Regions from separate parts of the Homo sapiens genome. Here region 1 is linked to region 2. The links are chromatin loops, found by intact Hi-C in ENCODE. Cell type or tissue: Caco-2. All regions are shown on one strand. Links, peaks and the distances in the headings refer to the core of each region. The heading gives the core; the rest is flanking DNA. Region 1 overlaps LYPD6B (LY6/PLAUR domain containing 6B). Region 2 overlaps LYPD6B (LY6/PLAUR domain containing 6B).

Region 1 (4,612 bases), core at 2,113-4,612, 54 kb after region 2:
AGAAAACCTCAGAGAACTTCCTATCACCTATCATCCTATCACTAACTCAACCTCTGCTCTGTAGGTTGGAGAATCAGGCTGATATGTGCTATAATTATTCCTATTAATGGCATTAAAGTTGATGTTTTAGATCTATCTAGAAGTAACTGCAACTAAAATCAAAAACAAAAGGAGAGAATAAGTGAGAGAGCACATGTGCGTGTGTGTGTGTGTGTGTGTGCATGCATGCGTGTATGCATGTGTGTGCACGTGTGCCATCACAAAAGTGGCCCTGTGGTCGACCCTTTGAGTAAACATTCACTTGAGCCTCTGACCTGAACCCACATTGACCCACCCCAGCTGGACATTCACAGGGCTCCACAGCAGACACCTTCTTTACGTAACTTGGCCATGTCTTGGCTATAAGATCCTCTGAAAGCACTCGTTGCATTTGCAACTTCTGGATTAATATTGATCCTTAGATGCTTGTATGGGCTCTGATTTTCTATTGAGTCTCCATAAGCCAATGGAGCACGGTCTGTTGAGGCTTCCTTCCCCAGACCCATCACTTCTGTCCTCCTTCTCCTTTCGTACAGCCGTCACCCTGGTCTGGGTCTCCACGCCCTCACCCGAGGTTGCTGTCCTCTCCCTCTCTCATTGAGCTTCTGCTTGTAACTCAGAGGATCAGCAACATGGGCTAAAGGGAAAGGATCAGAGACAGGCAAATCCAGGCTGGAGAGAATCTGAGTGCATCACCCTGCCTGCAGAGTTTTGGCGATGGTCCAGCAGGTACCTATAGAAGTGCAGGCACCCATGCCCACTTGGGTCCCCAAGTCTGTCATCCAAGGAGACACAGCAGTGGTAGGAGGATAAGCAAAAGCACCGAGTGGAAGAAAAGGGGGCCTCAGCAGCACAACGGATCTTCCTAATGCTCTACTCAGCACAGAGCCCCAAACAGCTGCAGGACACAGACCAGAACCAACATTGCTTCCCAGCATCACGGCAGTGGGCTTGGACAGGAAGACAGCAAGAACAAGGCAGATCCCAGGACCCAGCTGGCATATCAGTAACAGCAGGAAATCAAAGAAGAAACTCAGAAACACGGACCAAGAAAACACCATGAGGGTGGAAACAAGGGTGTCATTCAGGGCACATGCCTTCTCTCACTCAGGGCTTCAGCTGGTTTTCTACCTGCCAGCTAATGGGTGTGAAGCTGTCAGGGTGCCTCTGCCCACATCAGCAATGGGTCAGAGACCAAGAGATATACTGGGCTGGGCCTGCTAGTGAAAAGCAAGAGAAGCTACAACTGCACAGGGTTGCAGAAAGCAGTGACAGCTGCCAGCCTGCCATTCTACTCAAAAAACTCTAAACAGCTCTGCCTACCTCACCATTATCATCATCATTAAACCCAGCAGTGACTGGGCATGCATTACCCATGAAGACATCACCTCTTACCATTCCCCCTGCTCACTATTCTCCAGCCATTCTGGCCTCCTTGGTGTTCCTTTAATAAATGAGGTTAAGTTCCCATCCCAGGGCCTTTGCACTTGCTGTTCCCTCTGCCTAGAAATCTCTCCCCATAAGTACCTTCAAAGCATTTTCTCTCTCCTCCTTCCATCTTCACTCAAATGTCTCAGGCTTTCCTGACCACCCTATTTAAAATTGCAAATCCAGGCCAGGCATGGTGCCTCAAACCTGTAATCCTAGCCCTTTGGGAGACCAAGCTGGGCAGATCACTTGAGGTCAGGAGTTCGAGACCAGCCTGGCCAACATGGTGAAACCCCATCTCTACTAAAAACACAAAAATTAGCCAGGCATGGTGGCACTCACCTGTAATCCCAGCTACCGGGGAGGCTGAGGCACAAGAATCGCTTAAACCTTGGAGGCAGAGGCTGCAGTGAGCTGAAATCATGCCACTGCACTCCAGCCTGGGCAACAGAGTGAAACTGTGTCTCAAAAAAATAAAATAAAATGAAATAAAATAAAATAAAATAAAATAAAATAAAATAAAATAAAATAAAATAAAAATAACCACCCTAGCATTCTCCCTTTCCTGTGTTATCCTTCATAGCATTTATTACATTGACATCCTGTATGTTTACTTACGTGTTTGTTTATTATCCTCTTCACCAGAGGCACATGTGCTGAAAGTCAAGAAACTAAACTAAAATAAAATAACCACCCTAGCATTCTCCCATTCCTGTGTTATCCTTCATAGCATTTATTACATTGACATCCTGTATGTTTACTTATGTGTTTGTTTATTATCCTCTTCACCAGAGGCACATGTGCTGAAAGTCAAGAAATGGTAAAACATAGGGAGACTGAGGAGGGCAGATCACTTGAGATCAGGAGTTCAAGACCAGCCCGGCCAACATGGCAAAACTCTGTCTCTACCAAAAATACAAAAATTAGCCAGGTGTAGTGGTGTGTGCCTGTAATCCCAACTACTCAGGAGGCTGAGGCAGGAGACTCATGTGAACCTGGGAGGCAGAGGTTGTAGTGAAATGAGATTGCGCCACTGTAGTCCAGCTTGGGTGACAAAGCAAGACTCTGTCTCAAAAAAAAAGGGGGGTAAAACAACTTTCAAGAGAGAAAAGGAATGTTACCAGCAAAACAACCAATGCCATTATGCCCTTTTTCTTCTTCCCATTGCAAGCCATTTGCCTCCCAATCTTTAAAATCTGGACTGAGAGACCTTGTCCTTGAAGTTTTCCTTCGTGGCTCTTTGATTCCCTGGTCTTCTCTTTCTCCAAATGACATTGTTTATTCTGTACAAAACTTCACACTAACCAAAAGCGCCTGCCTCGTTGGACTACTAGGGGATTTAAATGAGTTAATTCATGCTTAGAAAAGTACTAGGACAGTGCTCAGTCCTTGTTAAGTGTCTAGGAAATCACAGCCATTGTTATTATTTAGTGTATGCATCTTCTATTATATCTACTGATTCGAGTCCTATTTCTATAGCTAGAGTATAAGCAAACTGAAGGCAAAGATCTTATCCTAGATTTTGAGATTTCCCAGAGTACTTAATCCAGGTTTTTAATAATTATTTGACAACCGATTGATACAAAGTATTTCAACTTTCAAAGATTTGTTTGAAAGCCCTTGGAACCTCTATTTAAACAGTGATTCCCATCCTTTACCTCTCCCAGGACTGACCTGGTATGCAAATACAGCAAATCCCTGAAAACGGCATTTGTAACAGGAGCTTTGCTATAGCATGAACAGCAAAGCCAAAATACTATACAAAAGATCAAACAAATATTGACTAAAAGAATTTTCCCCAAGGCAACTGTTATAGTCTTATCTTGAATAGAATGTTTGCACAGTTAATTAAGTATTGCTATGGACTCAGCAAAATCCCAGGCAGACCCTGCCAAGCCGCGTTTTACATTCCCACTGCTTTATCGCTATTTACAAAGCCACGCAGGAGTCCCTCTCCTCCTAGCCCCTCACCTATCAGTCCTACTAATGCCGGGTGTGGAACTAAATGATAAGTAAATCATACACCTTTTATCGGTAGACAAAAGATAATGGAATCTCAGTGCCAAGGATTCCATTTACCTATCCCACGGCGAATATGCTCTGTCATTTCCCTTCCAGAAATCAATCAGGCTGCATCTGTTACTACCTGTTGACTTCTTGGAAATGTATGAAATAGTAGAATCATGTAGAGAGAGAGGTGTTTACTGGTTTCACAGAACATGCCTCTATACACCAGATACTAATGAGAGTTTACTTCCTATGATTACCAACCAAGAAGCCTGCCAGAACACCTCAAAATTGACCTCAAAAATCACAGGCTGTTCTATACAGTGAATAAGCTGATTGCTAGCTTACAATGGGTTGTCTAATTATGGAGAAGGTCAGTTATGATGACTAGAAGCCAACAAGAGTCATTCACAACCTTTCTTCCTTCCCTCCTTCCATTCAGCCATTATTTATTGAGCACTTATGATGATCCAGGCACTCTTCCAGGCACTGGGAATACCATCGAAAATACAATTACCATAGTCTTAGGAAGGTTATATGAGGGGGGAAGGAGATCAATAAAATAAAGAGGTTAAAATTTTATAGTGTGTTAGATATTAATAAGCGCTAAAGAGAAGAAAAATTAAGAAGCAGAATATGAAATCCCAAAGCCCCAGCAGAAGGAATAAACTTGTAGATGGGTAACCAAAAACATCCTCAGGGAGAAGCCACTATTTGAAGAAAGTGAGAAAGCCAGCCTTCTAGGTTAGCGGGGAAGAGTCTTGCAGGGGGAGAAAATTGAAATGCCAACGTCCTGTGGCAGAGCATGGCTGGCGTGTTAGGGAACATTAAGGAGGCCAGTGTGGTGAAGCCTGGTGCTCACTGGGAGACATGGAAGGAATACGCCCCAAGAGAAGCAGGGAGCAAGAACCTATAGTGCCTTGCTTCCAAAACATATGCATTTTTATTCATCACAGAAAAGCCACCTGTTTACCAAATTTTCATTTACTCACAACTCTCCAGCCATTATTTTTCTAAGAATTTATGTATTTCAAGAAAATGATTCACATACACACACACGTACACACACACACACCACCCATCTCTGCAATTAAAAAAAAAAAAAAAGTTGTACAGCTAGCCAACATATTTGTCTGGG
Region 2 (7,470 bases), core at 2,945-5,444:
CACCATAAGTCTTACCTACCTCATCTTAGCACCAGCAGCTGGGAATGCTGCATACACCACAGGAAAAGCATTATAACTCTAAATAGCACTTAGAACTCCTCACCACTTCCTCCAAGGAGATACAGTTGGCTAGTACACAACTGAGGCTGCATTCCGTTGACTTAAAGATTATCTCCAGTTATAAACCACGAGGAGGAAATCCACAAAGCTTATTAGTCATTTATACTTCAGCAGGAAGGAGTTCACTGCATCCATCCCAAAGATGAGATTTTCAGATAGAGAGTTTGAGGAGGGGTTCCCTAAAGTATGGGTTGGGACACATATTCAGAGGTTAGCCTAGGCCTGGCATTTGTCCAAAGTGTTTTAGGCCACACTCTCAAGAAACATCCTGCTTCCTATATTTTGTAAATTCCCAAGCTTGTCGAAATCATTTATACCCTAAGTAACTTCACCCGCTATAGCTCTTAAATTTATTTGTTTTCTTATTAGCATCTTAAAAGTCTATAGGAGATGACTTTCTCAAGAACTGTCCTAAACATATGGATTTTGGTCATTCTTCCCTTGCATGTCCCTGGCAGATAACCAGCAGAGGACCTTTTTCTGTTTAAAGGATGTGCCATATATGCTGAGTTTTAGGAAGCATGCAAGCAACCCCACAAATCTCACATGCCCTTTGTTATTCACCCATTCAACATTGTATTTCAAGCAATCACGGGTTACTCATCATTTTTCATCAGAAAAGAGATGAGGTTCCCCAGGTAAAGTCTCCTTTTCTCTCATTTGTGAAGTTAGGGCAGATGGCCTACATAATTCTCATCAGATTTTCTTATGGTTACAACCAAGGGGATCAGAACACTAGGCAAGATAAAAAATAGAGCAGTCTCTCAAAAGCAAAGAAAAAGTAGGTGATATGTTCTTTACTGGTATTCCTTATGCATCTGAGCAATGAACAGATGCATAACATTCTACAATGCATCCTGTTGCTATTTTGTTGATACAAAGGCTCTGTAATTTCCCTAAGAAATTTTGACTTGTTTTGTAAGGTTATTTTTTGAGAGATAAAATTTAGGAAATGTTCACATTCAAAGACCCTCTTACCACCATTCATTAGGAAATGCTTAGTGCCTTACACATTTCTTTCAATAGTCTCTATCCAGGTGAGACAAAAACACTAAAGACTGTCTTGATTAACACCAAATAAAACCCAGTTCTATCTCCAACTTCCATCCTTGTGAGACTCTCTCATCTAATTACAGTAACTGCTCAACAGTAATGTGGAACAAATGCAGTGCCAATGATTAGAACTAGAACAAGGAAGCAGTTTTCAGAAAGTATCCCTAAAGTCCATGATTTGGATCTATAATTTGAACCAAATAACCTGCTCTACTAATTAAAGACTGACCTGTCAGGAGATTTAAAATGCTATTTGATGGAACATCCCTAAATGCCATTTCCAGGTCTCTGTCAAACCATCTAGAAAATGCAATTCAATTCCAGTAAAGTTTGTTACATGACAGATGTGACTAGGTACAAAAAGAAATATTAGACTCAAGCTTGATTTTCAAGAAGCAAATGATGGCAACATCATTTCCAAGAAGAAAAAACAAAAAGATTTTAGAAGCAATAGGTTATGTTTTTTCTTTTAAGAAATCATGTAAATGATATATGTTAGCTGAAAACATCTTTTAAACGAGTTGAATAACCAAATATGGGGTCTAATTTGTTTCTTTTTTAAAAAAAAAAATCATCATTTACCTATGCAGTACTATATTTTGAAGACACATCTCTGGCCAATGACCTCAAGGTGATCAGTCCAACAAAAAAGATTAATAGGTAGAATGTGAAATTGTGCTGGGTATTAGGGCACCATTATACCCCATAAACCAAGAGTAGAGTAGTTCCAGGTCTCATTTGACACTTAGGCCCAAGTTAGCTGTAACTGAAAGGAGACAAGGAACTGGGGGTATTCTATAAGAGATCCATTTTTCTGCTCCTAGCACATATTCTGCAAGGTCTTCCTGCTACAGTATAACAGGATCCTGGGGAAATACAACAATCTTATAATGCATTTATGACCACCAAAAAATTAAAGAAAATGTCCCAAGAAAGTACATAGATACACACATGCATACATATATACAAGGAAGAGGGGAGGAAAGGAAGGAAATATAAAATCAAAATAGTAAGTGGAAAGCACACACAGAAGTCAGGGTAGCCCTGGGAGCAGGTGCTGCTAAGTCCTCTGGAACCAGAGACTGAGCGCTGGGACCCTCCCATGGTGGGGCAGCTGAACCCGAGACTTGGGCAATAAGTCAAGATCCTTAAAGGTTACTAATGCAGTCCCAGATCAGTCCTGATCCCAAGTTCCAGGACACAAGAAATTTCAATCTTCTCTGGAGGAAAGTTCTCAGTTTGAGCCCTCGATACTGTTAAATTTTATCAAATATAAGCTCACACAAATAATTTCTCAAAACATAAGAAAACAAAACAATGTAAATGAGAGTGAGCATAAATGATAAACAACAGAATTACACCCTCAATTACCAAATATCCAGTATTCTCAGACATAGAATATTACTATATATAAAATATTTCATATAATAAAATATGAAATATTAAAATGAACAAACAAAAAGAGACTTTAAGAAAATGACCAGAAAGATTTGCAAACTAGCCATAGAGAATTACAAAACAACAACAGTATAAAATCATTAAAACTGAAAACTCAATGGACGGATTAAACCACAGATTTATATAGCTGAATAGAGAATTACTGACCTGACAAAGCTTATGAAAAAAAAAAAAATGACCAGAAGGCAGTACAGAGAGAAAGATAAAGATATGGAAATTATTAAAAGGGTATTAAGAGGCATGAAGCACAGAAGAAAAAGGTTGAACACAAGTCTAATGGACGTCCTAGAAGGAGAGAATAGAGAATGGAGGAGAGGTAATTTTGTGACACAATGGCCAGGGTTTCTCTAGAACTGGTGATAGACACCAATCCAAAGATGCAGAGACACCCTATATCCCAGGCAGAAGAAATCAAAAGCATGGTTGACCCTTGAACGACACAGGTTTGAACTGTGTGGATACACTTATACATGGATTTTCTTCTGCCTCTCCCACCCTTGAGATGCAAGACCCACCCCTCCTCTTTCTTTTCCTCCTCAGCTGACTCAATGTAAAGATGACAAGGATGAGGACCTTTATCCGTACTTTTCACTTTATCAATGGTAAATATATTTTCTCTTCCTTATGATTTTTGTAATAGCATTTTCTTTTCTCTGGCTCACCTTATTGTAAGAATACAACATATAATACATATAACATACAAAATAAGTATGCATTGACTGTTTATTGGTAAGGCTTCTGGCCAACAGTAGGCTATTAAGTAGTTAAGTTTTGGGGGAGTTAGAAATCATACATGGATTTTCAACCATGCAGAGGGGTCAGCACCCCTAAGCCCACCATTGTCCGAGAGTCAACTATATTCCACATCTAGAGACACTGAAATGATACTACAGAATACCAAAAGCAACCACAATATTATGAAGGCAGCCAGAAAAGAGGTCAGCAATTAGACTGACAGCTAATTTCTCAGCAGCCACACTGAAGTCAGAAGATAGTAGTTATCTTCTTTTCATTTTCACTTGCATTTGTTTAATTATGAAGAGTTTAAGCATCTCTTCTCAAGTTCAAGGGTCAGTTGTACTTATTTACTTATAAACTGACAGTAGTTATCTTCAAAGTGGTAGGAGAAAATAAGTCTTAACTAGAACACCCAATGAGGAAATTTTTTAAGAATGAGAAAGAAATATATTTTCTTATACACAAAAACAGAGGAGTTTACTATCAACAAAACTTCAAAAGAATATCTAAAGACCTTACTTTAGGAAGGAGGAGATAAGGAATGTCAAGGATTAGAAAAGTTGGTATATAGGTAGGTAATCTTAAATGAGTATTTTTAAAACGTCTCTGTAAAACAAAAAATATTTACACTGTGATGGTAAAAGGAGTCAGAACTAAAATATCAGGCAACAATAGCATATAATTCAAGAGAGAGTGATTGGAGTTAAGGTACTCGAAGATGCCTGAGTTCTTTGGAAATGGGGTTAGGATACCAACTTTATTCACAGTGGGAGAAAGTGGTATCATAGACCTAATCCACCAAGACCTCAAGCCAGGACTTCCTCACCACTTTCCCTCCTAACCTAATCCACTCCAGCCAAGCCTGTCCTCCACATTTGTGATGGGGGAGAGGTTGACTTGTTTCCTGACAGAATTAAATTCTCCAGAGAATTCCATGGCCCCTGGAGGCAGGGTGGCTTCCCTGGGTGGAAGAGGGGCTTAGAGCAAAGAAAAACCCTCCAGGAAGAGGAAAGAGTGTTTTGGCAGCTTAAACTTTCAGCTGTGTCTAGAGAGTAATCTACTTATCCTAACTTGCAGGCCAGGTGTGGCTTTGTTTGTGAAGGGCTTTGTCGGGGCCAGGCGTTGTTTGACTTTGGCAAACAGGGTTGGAGATTAGTGATTTGTGACGTTACAGCACTGACTGGGAGGTAAGATGTGTTTGAGTTCCTGGGTTTTACCAATCCAGAGGTTTGGGATGGCGGAAATGAGGCAACATGAAAAGTTTCTGTTTGACTGGGAGAACCCAATTTCCTCCTGGAATTTTTCTGCTAGATGCAGTCTGACCACATCGATCCACACCAACTTGCTTCTTAGAAAATAATAAATCACAGAAAGATCATCCTTCAAAGGCTTCTTTGTAACCTGGTTGCTGAGCCTGGGTCTACCTGAATGTTGGGCTGTAGGAAAATGACCTACAGAAGCTTCTTGTGGCCATTTCTTCATCACATTCCCTGATAACTTGGACAGTGGGGTTGGTACAGGGAGCGGGAGGTGGGAAAAGAGTTGGGGATGAGCAACACTGCAATTGGAACCTAACTTGTAGAATTCGGGCTCCTTTTTACGTAATCCTAAAGCAAGCAAGTAGAAAGGTCTGTTGGCCGGGGAAAAAAAATGCATAACACATTTAAGTGCCAGTTCCAAATTATTTATGAACTATCTAATATTTTCATGGGCTCTATTTCTGATGAACTCCATTAGAGGGATTAGTGAGCAGTGGCAATAACGGCTAATAGTTGCCCGGCTAATGCAACTTCAGGACTGTTAGAAGTGATGCTACTCTCGTGGGTTGCTGAGGACAACCCTAGTTGAGAATGCTGAGCTACTCCAGCATGCACACCTGTTCGTTGTATCGTGTGATGCCCACTTAACATCACGGGTTTCAGAACCCCTGCCAAAAAAACAGACCACGCACTTATCACTAAACACACCTTTACGTGGGTTTTCCACATGCACATAATTGCCCTGAGCATTGATAACAATTATCTGCTATATGCAAAGAGGAGATAATGTTCTCTGCCCAGTGGAACAACCGTCATTGATAATTACAAGGTAGTTGGTCTCGGCCCCAGAAAGGACTATATATTGGCATCCCCCAAGAAGTGTTGTATTTATAAGCCATATTCTTGGAGGGGTTAGTGCAGTGAGGAATTAAAAGGACAAGACATTCTTTAATATTTTCAACAAAGGGAATTAGTACTTCAGAAAATGAGTGAGTAAATATCTATGAGAGTTCAGTATGCTGTTTGGTTACAGTAAAAATAGGAAGAATGGCCCTTGGATTCCACAGGAGTGGGTCCTTAACTAGAAAAGCATACAGCAAAGGAGCCCGGGGGGCCTTCCTGGATAACATCAGGTGAGTATTACATTTCCTAAATATGTGCTGCTAAATCATCCAAAACTTCACGAATTCTTGCGGTGAAGAACTGTGGTCTTTTACAGCATTTTTAAATTATTATTTATGTATGTATTTAGAGACGAAGTCTCTCTCTGTCGGCCAGGCTGGAGTGCAGTGGCGCAATCTCAGCTCACTGCAACCTCTGCCTCCTGGGTTCAAGCGATTCTCCTGCCTCAGCCTCCCGAGTGAGTAGCTGGGGGTGCGTGCCACCATGCCCGGTTAATTTTTGTATTTTTAGTAGGGACAGGGTTTCACCATGTTGGCCAGGATGGTCTCGATCTCTTGACCTCGTGATCTGCCTGCCTCGGCCTCCCAAAGTGCTGGGATCACAGGCGTGTACAGCATTTTTAAATTGTTCTTTTCTTCCTCCCTCCCTTCTCTTTTCTTTCCTTTTCTCATGAAGAGGACACAAAGGCCAAAATTATCAGTTCAGTGCCCTTTCCTCCGCGTAGTAATTGTCCAACTTTAGTTACGTACAGATCTTTTTTTAAAGATCTTCCCTTGAATTCCCATAATGTTAACTCTAATTATCATTATTAGGGTGTTACTTAGAAAACAATCAACATAAAACCAGGCCCAAAATCCTTAGACATACTACCCTTCATCTACCAACACCACAGAACATGCATAAATAAATACAACCAAAACCATAAAGCCAATAGCATTCAAGTTAAGTTAAAAGGATTAATTTAACATGCTGAATGATGTTCTGCTGAAACCACACTGCTGCCCAAATGAGGAGCTGTATGGTACTGATCACTGTGGCATGGATTCTCTGGAGCTCAGCAAGCATTTACTCCTGTTCCATGTGATGACTGAATCCTCCTGCCACCTTCCCTTCTGGAACTACTGTGAAACCTTTCTTCATCAGCCTTCTGTGTGGGCATTTGCTCTTTGAATGTAAACAGTGCTCTGGGATCAAACTAAATCTACCGTGATTTTTTCTTAAGAACACTCCACATTGAAAGTGGTCCTGCTTGACACTAATTTGAACACAAACCTAATGTAGATGCAGACACGGAAACCATGTCACAGTACTCAGTTATAAGGTAGTCATCCAAATGATCCAGAATATGCCTATCTTAAATTTTTATTGCCATCCAAATAAAAGCAACATGTGAAAATCTGTATAGAGGACTCACAAATCCCCAAAGTCCATAAATGTTCAGAGGCCCTCAGCCCCCAAAGTGAGAAACCGCCCTGTGGAATGCTGTCTGGTGACCATGTGGTTACACAGACAAGCTGCCCTGAGTATGTACTGAAATGAGAAACATGCTCTCACTCACAGGTGGGAATTGAACAATGAGAACACTTGGACACAGGGTGGGGGACATCACACACCAGGGCCTGTCATGGGGTGGGGGGAGGGGGGAGGGATAGCATTAGGAGGAATAACTAATGTAAATGACGAGTTAATGGGTGCAGCACACCAACATGGAACATGTATACATATGTACCAAACCTGCACATTGTGCACATGTACCCTAGAACTTAAAGTATAATAAAAAAAAAGAAAAAGAAAAAATAATAATTTTTAAAAAAAAGAAAAAAAGAAATGAGAAACATGCCTCCATCAAAACCTGGAGGGGTGGGGTTAGGAGCTGGAGCAGAACTGAAACAGCTATTATAAAGAATAAAATCAGAGCTAACACAAGATGACTAGAAAG

What was found. Hi-C counts contacts between places; a loop is a spot of excess contacts. Peaks named below come from ENCODE experiments on the same cell type or tissue, not always from the same donor. Only the 100,000 strongest peaks of a DNase experiment are listed, where the experiment ranks them.
Region 1: it touches region 2 in a loop (6-fold over the local background); 2 of 110 quality-filtered maps call a loop at or near these places.

Annotation. Positions count from the first base shown.
Region 1 is chr2:149,069,877-149,074,488 of GRCh38, reverse strand. The region is part of intron 1 of LYPD6B (LY6/PLAUR domain containing 6B); the gene reads right to left. Among named protein-coding and RNA genes, the nearest start is that of LYPD6B, 33 kb to the right of the region's middle. In Caco-2, for the core only: no CTCF peak of the experiment used is centred there; a DNase peak (open chromatin) is centred at 3,398; H3K4me3 peaks cover 192 bases.
Region 2 is chr2:149,122,269-149,129,738 of GRCh38, reverse strand. The region is part of intron 1 of LYPD6B (LY6/PLAUR domain containing 6B); the gene reads right to left. Among named protein-coding and RNA genes, the nearest start is that of LYPD6B, 87 kb to the right of the region's middle. In Caco-2, for the core only: no CTCF peak of the experiment used is centred there; a DNase peak (open chromatin) is centred at 4,488; H3K4me3 peaks cover 176 bases.